Regions from separate parts of the Homo sapiens genome. Here region 2 is linked to region 1. Evidence: chromatin contacts called from ENCODE Hi-C data. All regions are on one chromosome and are shown on one strand. The core of a region is the stretch at or near the end of the contact, and the rest is flanking DNA. Distances in the headings are between cores, read along the strand shown. Region 1 holds the start of BRWD1 (bromodomain and WD repeat domain containing 1). Region 2 holds the start of MX2 (MX dynamin like GTPase 2).

The links. A loop is a pair of places that touch in the nucleus more often than their neighbours do. Pooled maps may share reads with other maps.
Region 2: a loop to region 1 is called in a pooled map, with 7 times the contacts of the local background. The contact joins the promoter of MX2 here to the promoter of BRWD1 in region 1. A Hi-C loop is called at or near these places in 2 of 37 single-sample maps with no recorded cell type and 6 of 50 pooled maps.

What each region holds. Positions count from the first base shown.
Region 1 is chr21:39,310,894-39,318,365 of GRCh38, forward strand. It overlaps BRWD1 (bromodomain and WD repeat domain containing 1), which reads right to left and starts at 2,739. Exons shown (of 41, transcript NM_033656.4): 1 at 2,550-2,739; 2 at 2,348-2,406; 3 at 2,179-2,208; 4 at 1,948-2,007. The coding sequence starts at 2,598. It overlaps BRWD1-AS2 (BRWD1 antisense RNA 2), which reads left to right and starts at 3,014. Exons shown (of 1, transcript NR_111942.1): 1 at 3,014-4,022. BRWD1-AS1 (BRWD1 antisense RNA 1) reads left to right here and starts at 4,814. Exons shown (of 3, transcript NR_046655.1): 1 at 4,814-4,922; 2 at 6,152-6,316. RefSeq lists silencers at 1,513-1,912, 1,933-2,012, 2,203-2,452, 2,563-2,622, 2,693-2,802 and 1 more and enhancers at 3,532-4,227, 4,228-4,922.
Region 2 is chr21:41,358,301-41,365,772 of GRCh38, forward strand. MX2 (MX dynamin like GTPase 2) reads left to right here and starts at 3,727. Exons shown (of 14, transcript NM_002463.2): 1 at 3,727-3,755. RefSeq lists enhancers at 1-244, 1,066-1,869, 3,152-3,411, 3,432-4,271 and a silencer at 6,261-6,310.

The DNA of each region.
Region 1 (7,472 bases), core at 1,489-3,988:
TGAAAGTTTAGAAACGATACATATACCATTAACAAAAGAATAATTCTCTACACATGAGGCTCATCATCACTCAGTCCTGGGGGACTGGAGGGCAGAGAGGAAGGTAAAAAAAGAAAGGACACCCACCAGACAGACCAAATCAGGGAGGCAATGATAGATGCCATATGTCATAGCCAAATCACAGCCATATTATCACAGAATTTAAGTGATTTTAAACAATAGTAAGTAGGGTTTTAAGCAATTCTACCAACAAAAGCCAAAAAATTTATATAAATTTTTTTTTTAAAAAAAAGAAACTAGGCCTTGCTCCATCTCCCAGGCTGGAATGCAGTGGCAGGAGGATAGTTCAATGCAGCCTCAAACTCCCAGAGTCAAGTGATCCTTCCGCCTCAGCCTCCGAAATAGCTGGGACTACAGGCACGCACCACCACAGCCGCCTAATTTTCTGTTACTTATTCTTTGTGGAGACAAGAGTTGGTCTGAACTCCTGGCCTCAAGTGATCCTCCCACCTCGGCCTCCTAATGTGCTGAGATTGCAGCCATGAGCCACTGCACCCAGCCCCTATAAATGTATTTTAAAAGTAACTTTTCCAGTAGTTACAGCACTACATTTGTTTCAAGTTATTTTCTCTCAGGTAGCACGACAACAGCGTCATAACCAGTAATGCTTTTCCGCTTCACCGATAAGGCTATATTATCCGTGAAGAAAACTAAAAGAGGGCATCCTTTAAATGTTTCCTCAACGTTTACAAAAATAAACTATCTCAAAATGTCAAACTCAACACATTGCCATCAGAATTTTTAGAACTCATTCCCTTGAAAACATCCACTGTTAAAGTGTTTACTTCAAAATCTAAGAAAGCAAATATTAAAATTATTTATTACTTGCACCAGGCTTCAAGTGTTAACTGTTCATGGAAATAACACATCCTCTGGTCTCTTCTGTTGTCTAATTCAAAACCAGTAATCTTCTACCACTTTTTTTTCTTCTTTTCACTTGCCACCATACTCTACCACTCAAGTGTTACAGGTCTTCCAACTGTGGTAAAAGATCACTCAGAAGCTCTTTTCTTTCTCAATTGTTTTCCTTATACAAGATGCTGAATATGGCCTGGCAATTAATGAATTCCTTTATCCTAATAACGAAACGGCAAAAATATATTCCTGAAAAATGTCTCCAGTAAAAACAAACGAATCCCTGCAACTGCTGTAACTATAGATAAAAGCAAGTTATATAGAAACATTAACCAAGTTCACAAAAGAAATGAGACTGTAATGCAAGATTAACCGAGCTCAAAAGAAAAGTGCCTATTTAAAGCACTTTATTGTGTTATCTACAAGATCAGTGTGAAACTCATCAATCAACTACTGCGTTCAACAAATATTGTACAGTAGAAAGGAGCACAAGCACTACAGTGGCATATTCATACAGCTGCAAGATTTTTATGACGCTGCTGACAAAACAAAAAATAAAAAGCTCAACACAAGAACATTTCTCCACCTTCAGAGACCAATGATTCTATTCCTAGGGAACAAGTGGGGGGACAGACCCGGGCGGGGCAAGAGCAGCGAGGCCAATCAGAGCGCGAGTTACAAGCGCGGTGGAGCGGGGAAGCGAATGAAACCGCCCAGTTGAATGGCTGGCTGCGCACGCCACACCCCCGCAGAGGCGGCCGCACCTGGAGCCCCACCCCTGCCGCAGGACCTCCGCGAGTCGCCCCCACCGCTCCGCCCCGCGCCGCCCCCAATGACTGTTTCCTGCCAAAACAAACCTGGCCGCCTCAAAAACAAAACAAAATCTTCAGCCGGGAACGCAGCTATCCCCGGGCCGCCCCCCAGTGCGGGTCACACTTTGCACCCCACGGGCCGGGGTCCCCGCGAGGGGAAGGGGCGGGGGCGGGGGGCGGTGCACGGAAAACCCGGGGAGCAAACGTGCCCAATGCTCACCAACTCCTCGTAGCTCCTGTTGTGCTCGTTGCCCTCCCAGTCCAATCTCTTCGGCAACAACTGGAAAGACACGAAACGCACACGAGTGACCACCCCTCCGGCGCGGGGGGGGCGGGGGGCGGGGGGCCGGGGGCGGGCGGCGGGCGGCGGGCGGGGGGCGCGGGCGAGCATCCCTCAGGGCAAGGTCGGCAGGAGGAACCCGAGGGAGCGCGGGGACGGGCGCGCACAGACCTGGTACTGCTCCAGCTCCTGCACCAGCACCTGCGGCCGAGAGACGCGCGGTCAGGGGTGGGGTCGGGCCCGGGGCGCTCCCGTTTCACCCCCGCCCACCACCCGCGACCCCCGGCGGCGGGGACACTGGGGACGCCAAGTCCGCAGCCGCCCGCGGGCCCGCACTCACCTGGGCCGCTCTCCGACACGGGCCCGCCGATAGGTACCGGGCGATAAGGAAGTACAGCTCTGCGGGAAGACAAGGAGTCAGGTCAAGCCCCGGCGGGGAGGGGAGGGGGACGGGGCCAGGGGAGCCGGGGGAGCCCGGGGAGCCGGGGAAGCCGAAGCAGCCGGGAGCGCCAGGGCGGGGGTGGCACGGCCTCGCGTCTTACCCGACTCGATGAGAGGCACCGGGCGTCGGGCGGACGACGGCTCCGCCATGGCCGGGCGCGGGGCGGGAGGCGGGAGCGAGCGAGCGAGCGGAGCGTGTAGGCCGCGCCGAGGCCTGACCGGGCTGGCGTCCCCTCTTCTCAGGCGCGCGCCGCCGCCGCCGCCGCCGCCGCCATACCGTGCGCGCCGCCTGGACCGACGCCTCCGCGGGGGAGGAAGTAGTTCCTCCGCGGGAGACGAAAAGTAGTCCCTCCGCGGGGGGCGGGGGTTTGCGCCAAGAGAGGACCGGAGCTCGTGTCCCGCCCGGGGAGGCGAACCTCGCTCAGCTCTCTGCCTCCGGGGACTCGATGAGGAGAAAGTGACGCGGAGGCAAAGACCTGGGCGCCGCAGCAGCGAGTGGGGGAGGGGAGGGCGCGTGGTCCGAATCCCTGCGCGCAATGAGGCGGCTGCCCGGGCTTTGTGAGGCGGCAGCGCGACGCCGGGTGGCCCAGCAGCGGGCGGGTGCCGGGGGCGGAAGCGCGGCCACAAGAGGGGGCGATTCACCGCCGCCCCCCGTGGGACCTGGGTCCTCTACGCGGGACCGCAGGGGCCCCGAGTCGCGGGTTGGGCAAGGTCGCCCGCTCCGGGTCGCTCGGAAGGGTCATTTCACGGACCGGTCGTCTGGGGCCAGTGCGTCTTGCCCCGCACGGAAGACCCCTCGCTTCGAGGACAGGAAAGCTTTTAAAGTGAGGATTGGCTCGCCGCGCCTCCCGCAGAGGGGAACGCCGCCCGGACCCGCGCTCCTGGGGCGGGGGCCTCGTATGCTGGCGTTGCCGGAGCGTCTGCGGCGCTGAAGGCTGCCGAGACCCAGCCACATCCCCCACAAGCCAGCAGCCCGGCAGAAAATTACATAAAATGCAGCGCTTCGCCGAGGGGGTGCGAGTCGGGGGAGCAGCGCGCAGCTGCGGCTGACGGCTCGGCTGGATCCATCCAAGCATGGACAGGAAAACGGGACTGTGGGGAGAGGGTGGTGCAGACGGGCCGCAGACCCTCCTTAGGAAGAGAAGCCGGAAACTAGGGAGTCATGTGCAGTTAGAATCCTCTTGGAAGACTAGTAGGATGTGAGGTTGGAGAGGTGGACGACGACCAGAAAATTCCCTTGTCTTGCCAGGCTTCTGACCTAACTATGAGTTTCCTCCGCGCATCCAGCCTGCCCTGCTCTGGCCCCTAAAGTACAGCAGTAACACTCAGTGGTGTCCCTGCCTTCCTGGAATGCGCGTTAACAATTCTGATTCTTACTCATGGCAATAACCTACACACCACATAGACGTTAAATGTGGTTCGGGTCAGACTCTAGGGCAGGACTCACTGCCTGCACCTTGTCTTGGCTCCACCAGCTTGACCTTGAGCAAGTCACAACCTGTGGGTCTCAGTGTTCCTTACTAGTAAACCGTAGGTAATTCCTCACTAGTAAACAGATAATATTTGTGCCTGTCTCAAAGTTGTGAGGATTTAATGAATTTGTGTTCCTGGTATACAGTAAGCACCGTGTACAAGTTGGCTTTTATTTACACCAAATAGCAAAAGCTTTTATTTATTTTGAGACAGGGTCTTGCTCTCAGGCTGGAGTGCAGTGGCGCGATCTCACCTCACTGCAACCTCTGCCTCCCGGGTTCCAGCGATTCTTGTGCCTCAGCCTCCCGAGTAGCTGGAATTGCAGGCAAGCGCCACCACGTCCGGCTAATTTTTATATTTTTATATTTTTAGTAGGGACGGGTTTCACCATGTTGGCCAGGCTGGTCTCGAACTCCTGGCCTCAGGTGATCCACCCGCCTTGGCCTCCCGAAGTGCTGGGGATTACATGCATGAGCCACTGCGCCTGGCCAAAAGCTTTTATATATATTTATAAATGGACATAGATATCTGTGAGGCTGTCGGGTATGGTGGCTCACGCCTGTAGTCCCAAGCACTTTGGGAGGCCGAGGCAGGCGGATCACGAGGTCAGGAAATCAAGACCATCCTGGCCAACATAGTGAAACCCCCGTCTCTACTAAAAATAAAAAAATTAGCCAGGTGTGGCAGTGCGCGCCTCTAGTCCCAGCTACTTGAGAGGCTGAGGCAGGAGAATCGCTTGAACCCCGGAGGCGGAGGCTGCAGTGAACCGAGATCGCGCCACTGCACTCCAGCCTGGGCGACAAGGCGAGACTCCGTCTCCAAAAAAAAAAAGCTATTTGTGAGGTAACAATCTAAATATGTTTGAGCTAGTGCAACAGTAAGTTAACTCCTTACATCTGTTAATTCAGCAAGCACTAACAAGTGATGGAGATTAAAAAAAAAAAAGGAATGAGCCACAGCTTTGCCATCAAAGACTTCAGCGTCTCTTAGGGGAAACAGATGTAAGCAAATAATGACACGATTTAGGGCAGAGATATATCAGAAGATCAGCTTGCCTGTGCGTGGGGGAAATGTTAGGGAAGTTTGGGTTATCCAGGCTACAATGTGTGGAAAGGGATTTCGCACATACAAACAACAGAGGGCCAAGACATGAATATGATTTCTAGTTTAAGGAACCAGAAGTTTAGTATGACTACTTGGGGTGACTTTGGAGAGGATGGGACCATGATGTCAGAAGTTGAAATTGGGAGCAATTGAAAGATTCTAAGCCAGGAAGGAATCATTTTCTATTTTAGGATGGATTTGAGAAAGTTAAGACCAAGAGGCACTTAACATACCCCTGAAATAGAAAAGAAATGATGCATGAGGGCGTTGGTCATAAGGATAGAGAAGAGACAAGATCAGAAGTATGTAGGACAGTAAATCTGCAAGATGAAGTTGGGGTGAAATAAAAACCACAAAAATCTCGTTTGGGGCTTTCCAAGGTTGTGCCAACAAATAAGGTAGGGCATACAGGCTGGTAGCTAGATTGTTAAGATGAGTAACTGCTTGCAACAACTTGATTATTTGAAGTTACAGTGCATAGATGACTGTGGGACAGTGATCTGATGCTGCAAGATTACCAGTGTTACCAAATGACAAAGACATCAAGAGGGGAGAATTTAAACTTTCAATGATTGACCAAGGAGTTGTGCATTTCATTTTGTAACAAGGGCGTAAGATTAAAAACCCCCTAAAGATATTACAAGAATTTATATCCCAAGCTCTGGTCATTGTCCAAAATTATCGTTCTGATACTGGCACCATGATAACCATTACAAGAGATCAGAAATGATGACACGAGCCCAGACACAGTGGCTCACACCTGTAATCCCAGCGCTTTGGGAGGCCAAGGCCAGAGGACTGCTTGAGCCCAGGAGTTCGAGACCAGCCTGAGTAACATAGTAAGACCCCATCTCTACAAGAAATAAAAAATAGCCAGGGGTGGTAGGTGTGTACCTGTAGCCCCAGCTACTTAAGAGGCTGAGGCATGAGAATGGCTAGAGCCGGGGGGGATTGACGCTGCAGTGACCCATGATCACAGCACTGCTCTCCAGCCTAGGCAGCAGAGCAAGACCCTGTCTCAAAAAAAAGACACGATGACATGAGTTTTCCTTTACAAGAGCCTTGGGAGTCCTTTTACAACTTACTATCACATTCATGACAAATATTCTTTCTAAATTTTGAATAGGAACAAAGATTTCTAACAAGAGAGAGAATATCTTCCCGATTCGACTCCCATATGTCAAGAGACTCAGATGTGACTCATATTTGCCTGCCAGGAGGAGGAAAAAGAAATACACTGTCCAGGAGCAACTCCTTAGTGGGTACCCACCAGAAGTGGTCTCCAAACAAGGCAAGAATCTGTGTATTCCTCACACAATTCAATCCCAGCCATTCCATATGTACACACTGAGGTTTGCTTTTGGGTAAATGGAAATAACTTTAGAGTTTCACCACAAGAAAGCTACATGGTAAGCAAGTGTTGGAAAATCTTAACAGTGGGTGACATTAAGCTATAGGGTTGCATTTTCAAGGGAACCAACATCTTATGCCGTGGCAAGCAACTCCTGACTGGATAAACAGCTCTTAGATGTCATTGATAGGCTCAAGCTGAGGCGCAGAGGAAGTATGGCCCAAGGGCATATAGCTGGTAAGTGGTGGCTGGACTGCAATCCCAAGTAGACAGTATTATCTTAGACTGAAACACAAACACTGCAAAGTCCATTCTCCCTTGGCCACGTTTCACAAAAGAGGAAATGGGACCTGAAAATTAGGAGACTTACACAGGATTGCACAGCTAGCGCATCAGAGAGCTGACATTTGGAAGCCCACGTGATAAGTACGTGTGTAATCTCATTTACCGCAGGCAACTCTTAGATTCTGTTATTCCCATTTTAAGAATGAGGAAACTAGTCTGGGCGTAGTGGCTCTCGTCTGTGCTATCAGCACTTTGGAAGACCAAGGCAGGAGGACCGCATGAGCCCAGGAGTTCAAGGCTGGTCTTAAACATAGTGAGACCCTCTCTCTACAAAAAATTAAAAACTTAGTCCATGCATGGTGTTGGGTGACTGTAGTTTGAGCTATTTGGGGAGACTGAGGCAGGAGATCACTTGAGCCCAGGAGTTTAAGGCTGTCACAAGCTATGGTGGTACCACTGTGCTCCAGCCTGGGCAACAGAGCGAGACCCTGTCTCAAAAAAGAATGAGGAACTAAGGCTAATAAAGTTTAAGAATTTGCCTAAAAATGGAAAGCTTTTTTTTTTAATCTGTCTGTGAATGAGAGGAAAATAAAATTCAGTAAGGCCTTCCAAATCACCACTTAGGAAGCCCAACAACGTTAAATATGAATGCATATCTAGAAAATGGTGACCAAAGAAGTCTGGTTCCAACAATTCACATAAGAGAGTGGTCAAAATGGAATGAATTAGTAGATTAGAGTCCATTTCAAAAGACTCTGAAAAATGAGATAAGGAAATCTGTGAGCAATGGAGAACATGCAAAACAACTCAG
Region 2 (7,472 bases), core at 2,477-4,976, 2.0 Mb after region 1:
TCAGGCATGAAAGCCAGAGAGGGAACAGAAATCCAGCCTCCAAGCCCCACCAAGCTCCTGGCCTGATGTGTCAGCCCCAGCTGCTCACATCCCATGGCTCCAAACATGGGAGGCACCAGGTCAGCGAGGCCAGAGTATGTCAACCCCTTCCTCAGGGGCCCCAGCAAACCATGGACTGCATGGCTGTGGGCTGCGTGACAGCCCTTGTCCAAAGAAGGGGGTGGCCACTGTGAGTGGAGATACAATGACCTGATGACTGCTGAGAGCCAAGCAGTGCTCTGGCCCAGGGAGGAGCATCACCCAGCCTGCAAGCCCTGCCCTGGGCAGAGGCCCCTCAGGGAGCCTGGTTGTCTGCAAGGAAGGCTGCAAACCACTGGATGGGGTCATGGCTCAGATCCCAGTAGGGGCTGAACTGTATCCCCCAAAATTCATCTGCTGAAGTCCTAACCCCCAGAATGCAACCTTATTTGAAAACAGGTTAACTGCAGATGCGGTCAGTAAGGATCAAGAGGTCCTAGAGTAGTGTGGGCCCCCACCCATCAGGACTGGTGTCCCTATAAAAAGGAGAAATTTGGAAACACCCACCCAGAGACTGGGATGATGCATCTGTGTGCCAAGCAACACCCCAAATCACCAGCAAACCACGGGAAGCTGGACAGAGGCCTGGAACAGGGTCTGCCCTAGAGACTTCCGAGGGAGCACAGCCCTCCTGACACCTCGATGTGGTACTTCTGGCCTCCAGAGCTGTGAGACCAGAGACCTCTGCTGTTTAAGCTACTCAGGTGTGGTTCTTTGTGATGGCAACCCCACAAAACTAATATAGGCCCTTGTAAGTGCTAAGTTCTTAGGTAGGCATAGACGTTTCTGTGTATCAAAAAAGGAGGGCAGTACATTTTTATTCTGGCTGAAATTGCTATGTTTTTGTAGCTTCGTTGATCTTAGTTCACTGTCATGGAATAGGCCGCAGGGGAGCTTCTGGCCAGGCATCGCCCGGGGATCCGGCTTTGGGCTGTGAAGTTCTTGTGATGACGGCCCCTCCTACCCAGTGATGGCCCCTTGGCCCTCTGCTGCCCCTGCAGCTCACTGCTGCGTCCGCACCCGGGGCACAGGACTGTGAATTGCCATTCATTTCCACTTCCTGTTGATGTTTCCCTACAATGTGGTCTTTAGTGTGGAGATTGTCATTCCATCTCTGAAGGCACTGGGCACTGCCAGCCCCCAGCCCAGTCCCCCACCGGTGGGCACCACGCAAGGGGGCTTGCCACATCAGAGTCACATTTCCTACGCATTGTGGACCCTGCTGGTTACCCCTCACACCCGCCCCGTGACAGGGTCATGATGATTTAACCTAGTGGGGCTGGTGAGGCACAGAGAGGCTAAGGACCAAACAGCCAGTCTGGGTGCAGTGGCTCACAACCAAATTCCCAGCACTTTGGGAAGCCAAGGTGGGCAGATCACTTGAGGTCAGGAGTTCATGACCATCCTGGCCAACATGGTAAAACCCCATCCCTACTAAAAATACAAAACAAATTAGCTGGGCATGGTGGCACATGCCTATAATCCCAGCTACTTGGGAGGCTAAGGTGGGAGGATTGCTTGAACCTGGGAGGCCGAGGTTGCAGTAAGCAGAAATCTCACCACTGTACTCCAGCCTGGGCAACAGAGCGAGACTCCATCTCAAGCAAACAAAAAAGAAACAAAGAGCCAGGTCACACGGACAATGACAGGGTGGAGTTCCACTCCAAGGTGCACCCGCTGCTCCTGTGCTCTGCTGGGAGGGACACACCCCAGGTAAGAACCCTGCTTGTCTACAGCACTTCACCATTGCCTTTGTCCTGTTAATTCAGGAAAGCATTTGCTTGATCTTTCCTTCTGTGATTGGAGAGGCCATGGGAGAGTGGATGCATGCTGGCTCTGGATGGCTCCAGGTGCTGCAGGTGCTTCCAGGTGGCCAGGAACTTCATCAGCACACAGAGGCGCTGGCGCTTTCCATAGAGTCAGCGTGCCAGGGCAGGAGGCGGGCACTGGGGCTTCTGGACTTCGCCTCTTTACCAAGCTGCACACTGTAACGCTCCCTGATGTGGAGCTGAGGGAAGAGCTCCGCCCAGCGGCTGTGACCGAGGCCTGAGCAGCAGCATCTTTTCTGGCCCCGGCCCCTGTGCTTGGATGCTGCGTGGGACATTCATTCACCCTCAGGGCTTTAGTGCTCAGAACGCAAGAACCCTGTCCTTGAAGTTTGCATGCGCAGGCACCTCTGGTCCTTCCCAGGGCTGCTGGTGAGGGGCGTGCAGGAGGGGGATGCTGCCTTGACAGAGGGTGGAGGGTCCCCTGAGCTGGCCCGAGCTGCTCGTGTCCCTCTGTCCGGCTTCTCTGAGGCCTTTCTTTGTGCCTTCCTTGAAGCAGTAGGCCGGCCCAGGCCCTGTTGTGAAAGACATTCCTAGTGAAACCGAATGTCACATCACGCTGCCAAGTCTGAGATTCACATTCCTCCCCTCACTCCTCAGCCTCTGTCCGCCCGGGCTCTTGGGAAGAGAAGTGGTTCAGGGATAGGTGATCCTGACGATGATCTCCTGGTGTTAATATTTCTAATGCCAAGGTTTTGAAAAACATGTTAAGTTTCTAAATATCTTCCGTAAAGTTAAGCCTGCACTCAAGGGAAGTCACTACAATGACTTAGCCAAGAGGAGCTCAGGAGTTTTTTTAAACGTATAGTGTTGATGTCTGGGAGAGGATCACGGGTGGATAGGAGAGCTGAGAGCCTGCTTCCTCCCTCCCAGCCATCACTGCCAGTCCTTGAGAGGCTTGGTCCCCTCCCCGGTGTCTGGAGGGCTCCTCCTGGAGGTTCCCAGACCTCTTGGCTCTGGTGATGGGAATGCCTGGCCCTCCTTGACTTTGGTCACAGAGCAGGAAGCCTTAGGGAGCATGCGGTTGTGCACCTTCACTTTTGCAGGTGAAAAGTAACTGAGGACCAGAAAGATGACATGCAGCTGGCTCAGGGCTGAGTTCCGGAGCCTGGGGTTTGTCCTGGGGCCTCCTTATCTCCAATGGGAAGAAAACCGTCTTGGTTTTGCGGCGGGGACCTCAGGCACGGGTGCTTGGAGAAAGCTGTTGACCCTCCTTCTTTGGGTTTTCCGCACCTAATGAGGGGAGAGGTGACATTTGTCAGGTGCGGCTCAGGCATGAAGCTAAGCAGGACAGCTCAGAGCGTCCAGATCATGTACCTGAGAGCATGTCCTCGGCTGTAACAGGAGTGCATCTGTGAGGCCCGATACACGAACCACACGTGGCTATTCATTCAAATTACATGGAGTTCGAAGTCCAGTTCCTTGGTCGCAGTAGTCACATTTCAGAGCCACACAGGTGGTACTGGATGGCACTGTCAGGGCAGAACCTTCCAGTGACTGAGCCACTCTGAGCTGCCCCCATGCCAGCCTCCCCTGGAATCTGTTAGCAATGCTGATTCTCAGGCCCAGCCCAGACCTGACAGATCAGACTCTCTGGCGGGGGTGGGGGGACAGCCGCCCCGTCTCCACAGCTCTCCCAGGATTCGGATGCAGCTGGAGTTTGGGGACCACTCTGTGAGTCATCTGGAGAGCACGCTGATAACTCAGTTTCATTTCTGTGGCCAGATCAAGTAGTTTCATTTCTCTCCCTGTTTGTTGATGACGGAGCAGGGGAGGGAGTGGTTCATATGCCACATAAAAGTGAAGTGGAGGAAAGGGAAGAGATGATTTCTCCATCCTGAACGTGCAGCGGTAAGAGCGGGGCCGGTGCAGGGAGGGCTGCTTTGTGTCTGATGCACAGCAGATGCGTGTTTAAAAAATATTTCCTGAGTAACGTGACATCTGCTTGGTGAATGTGGCTTGTGCTGGGAGGCAGGAGCCACAAAGATAAGATTCTGGTGTGAGGAGCAGAAAGGGCCCATGTTGCCACCAGCCCACAGTAGCCTTGTGCACAGACAAAGAGGCTCTGGAGGGGAAGTGGCTGGCCCTGGGGACAGGGTGGCCTCCATCCTGATCTGGCCAAAAGTCGGGTGGACGCAAAGGGGTGGTTTTTAGGACAGCTTTGCTCAGCGTCCTACAAAGTCTGGGGGTTGAGTAAGGAGCTTTGTGCCCGAAAAGTCGTCTCGGAGGGTTTCAAGTGTTCCTTCTTTTGTGGTATTTGTGATGCTCTGACGTAACCTTAGTGACGGTGATATGCTGGGAAATTGGCTCTCATGGGGCGGGGCAGGGCAGAGGGTGGTGCCTGATTTCTAGCCTTTGCCGATTCTCTTCCGTTCTCATGGTGTGAATGCTCCCACCGTGGCCAGTTCCCAGCCAGTAGGGGCCAACTCCAGCACTCTGGACCACTGCACCCTGGATCGCCTGCACTCTGGGGGCTGAAGTCCATTTTATAATTGATATAGAGCGGAAAGGAGACATGGTGGTATTGATGACGCAGTTTTTTTTTCTTTTTTTTTTTTTTTTTTTTTTTTTTGAGAGAAGTTCTCGTTCTGTTCCCCAGGCTGGAGTGCAGTGGCGTGATCATGGCTCACTGCAGTCTCAAGCTCCCGGGCTCAAGGGATCCTCCCACCTCAGCCTCCCAAGTAGCTGGGACTACAGGTGTGCACCACCACACCTGGTTAATTTTATTTCTTTTTGTAGAGACAGGGGCTCTCTATGTTGCCCAGGCTGGTCTCAAACTCACTGGCTCAAGAAGTCCTTACGCCTCAACCTCCCAAAGCACTGGGATTACAGGCGTAAGCCACCCCATTCGGCTTTGATGACACCTTTTGAACACTGTTCTTTCTCATTTTGTGTTTAGAATGTTGTCTCTAGCTGTTTAAAAAGATCAGGATTCCAAGCTATCTTTCCTCGCACCCTCTCCTCCGTTTACTCTGCTCTACTTCCCAGCCCCGCGCCAACCCCTGAAGCACTTTTGACTCCCTTCGGATGTACAATTTTTTTTTCTTTTTCTTTTTTGAGACAGGGTCTTCCTGCTCTGTTTCCCAGGCTGGAGTGCAATGGTACCATCATAGCTCACTGCAGCCTTAAACTTCCGGGCTCAAGTGATCCTCCTGCCTCGGCCTCCCAATGCATTGGGATTACAGGTGTGAGTCCCTGCGTCTGGCCAGGATGTATGTGAGCTTTATTTAGGTTTAGCCCCTGCCCTAGAATGCAAGCTCCCCCAGAGATCTTTGTCTGCCTGACTCGATATGTATCTCAAGGACTTAGTGCTCAATATATATCTTTGAGTGGGTGAAAAACAAGCGGTCTTAAAAAGAAAGGAGGTGAGCCCGGGGAGATAAGGTCGCATTCAGTGCCAGTGCTTGGTCAGCCATGACCCTGCACCATGCGAGTGACATTGGGACTGGAGCAAAGGGACACAGCAGAGTGGCCCCTGGTGCCCAGGACCCGGCAGAGCTCTCGGACTGGTTGCAAGCCAGCAATAGTGGCTATGCCCGTGTGGGAGACGCAGCTTGCCTTAGACTTCAGCGGGAACCACCATGTCCGGCACAGCCATTTCCATCCTTCCCAGGGGTGCTTACGTGATCCTGGCAGTCTCAGTCAAACTTCCAAACTCAGCAGGGAATGTGTGTGCTTGTCCTCCAATCTCAACACCCTGGGATGCAGTGTCAGGTGCAGGTCAGAGACAGCAGTGGAGACCCGATTCCCAGCCCTGGGCTGGGGCCCCCACAAGGCCTCCAGCATCTCCCCATGGCCCAGTTTCCTCATCTGCAGGACAGGCTCTCTTGAGAATTTGGGGGGATGATAGACCCAAAAGCATTCTGGAGCCAGAGGCTTCTGCCTTCGTCGGGGGCATCAGGGAGTGTCAGTCATGAATTCACCATGACTTCTGACCACCTCTGCCTGGACTCCCTCACCTCAGTGCTGCCTAAGCTGGGTAACCACCAGCTTCCTGGGCCTTCACCCCGCAGGGCCTTCCTCTCCAGTGATGCGCCTGGAAAGAGGGATTTCTCTTTGCAAAGGTCTCTGGAATTGCCAAGTTATGGCTTTAAGCATATGTAGGGAAACTCCCTCCCCTTTGCACTTTTGGAGTTTTTTTCCAGCCCTCAATAGAAATCAATACAGTGACCAGGCTGCCCTTTTCACCACACTCTCAGGCTCCTGAGGACCCTGGTGGAAGATGGACTAAGCACATCCTGGGCATCGGGGACAGGCACCGGCTCCTCAAGCGTGGACAGGGACAGGGATGGGGCGGGGCAGCGCTGCAGGAGGTGGGGCCTGGGCTGATTTTCTTGCTGTACTACTTTCAGTCACTACGTACCTGTTATGGGTTGAACTAGGCTCCCTGTATTAGTCAGAGTTCTCTAGAGGGACAGAACTAATGGAATATAAAAAAATAAATATATACATATATATGGAAGTTTACTAAGTATGAATTTACAGGATCACAAGGTCCACAATAAGCAATCTGCAGCCTGAGGAGCAAGGGGAGCCAGTGTGAGTCCCAAAACCTGAAGAACTTGGAGTCCAATGTTCGAGGGCAGGAAGCATCCAGCACAGGAGAAAGCTGTAGGCTGGGAGGCTAAACCAGTCTCTCTTTTCACATTTTTCAGCCTGCTTTATATTCTAGCTTTGCTGACAGCTGATTAGATGGTGCCCACCTAGACTGAAGGTGGATCTGCCTTTCCAAGCCACTGACTCAAATGTTAATCTCCTTTGGCAACACCTCACAGACACACCCAGGATCAGTACTTTGCATCCTTCAACCCAATCAAGTTGACACTCAGTATTAACCATCACACCCCTCAAATGTATATGTTCAAATCCTAACCTCAGAACCTCTGAATGTGACCTTAGTTGGAAATAGGGTCTTTGCAGATGTAATTAAAGACGAGGTTGTTTTCCAGTAGGGTGGGCCCTAATCCAATATGACTGGTATCCTTATAAAACAGGAAAATTTGTTTGTTTGTTTGTTTGTTTGTTTGTTTAACTTCTATTTTAGGTTCAGGGGTCCATGTGCAGGTTTGTTACATGGGTAGATTGTGTCATGGGAGTTTAGTGCACACATTATTTCATCACTCGGGTAATAAGCGTAGTAGCCAATGGATAGCTTTTTGCTCCTCTCCTTCCTCCCACCCTCTACCCTTGAGTAGGCTCAGGTGTCTCTTGTTCTCTTCTTTGTGGCCATGTGTGTTTAATGTTTAGCTCCCACTAATAATTGAGAACATGTGGTATTTGGTTTTCTGTTACTAGATTAGTTTGCTTAGGATTATGGCCTCCAGTTCCATCCATGTTCCTGCAAAGGACATGATCTCATTCTTTTTGATGGTTGCATAGTATTCCATAGTGTATATGTACCACGCTTTTTTATCCAGTCTACCATTGATGGCCATTTAGGTTGATTCTATGTCTTTGCTATTGTAACGGTGCTGCCATGAACATTCGTCTGCATGTGTCTTTGCGGTAGAATGATTTCTATTCCTTTGGGTACATACGCTGTAATGGGATTGCTGGGTCGAATGGTAA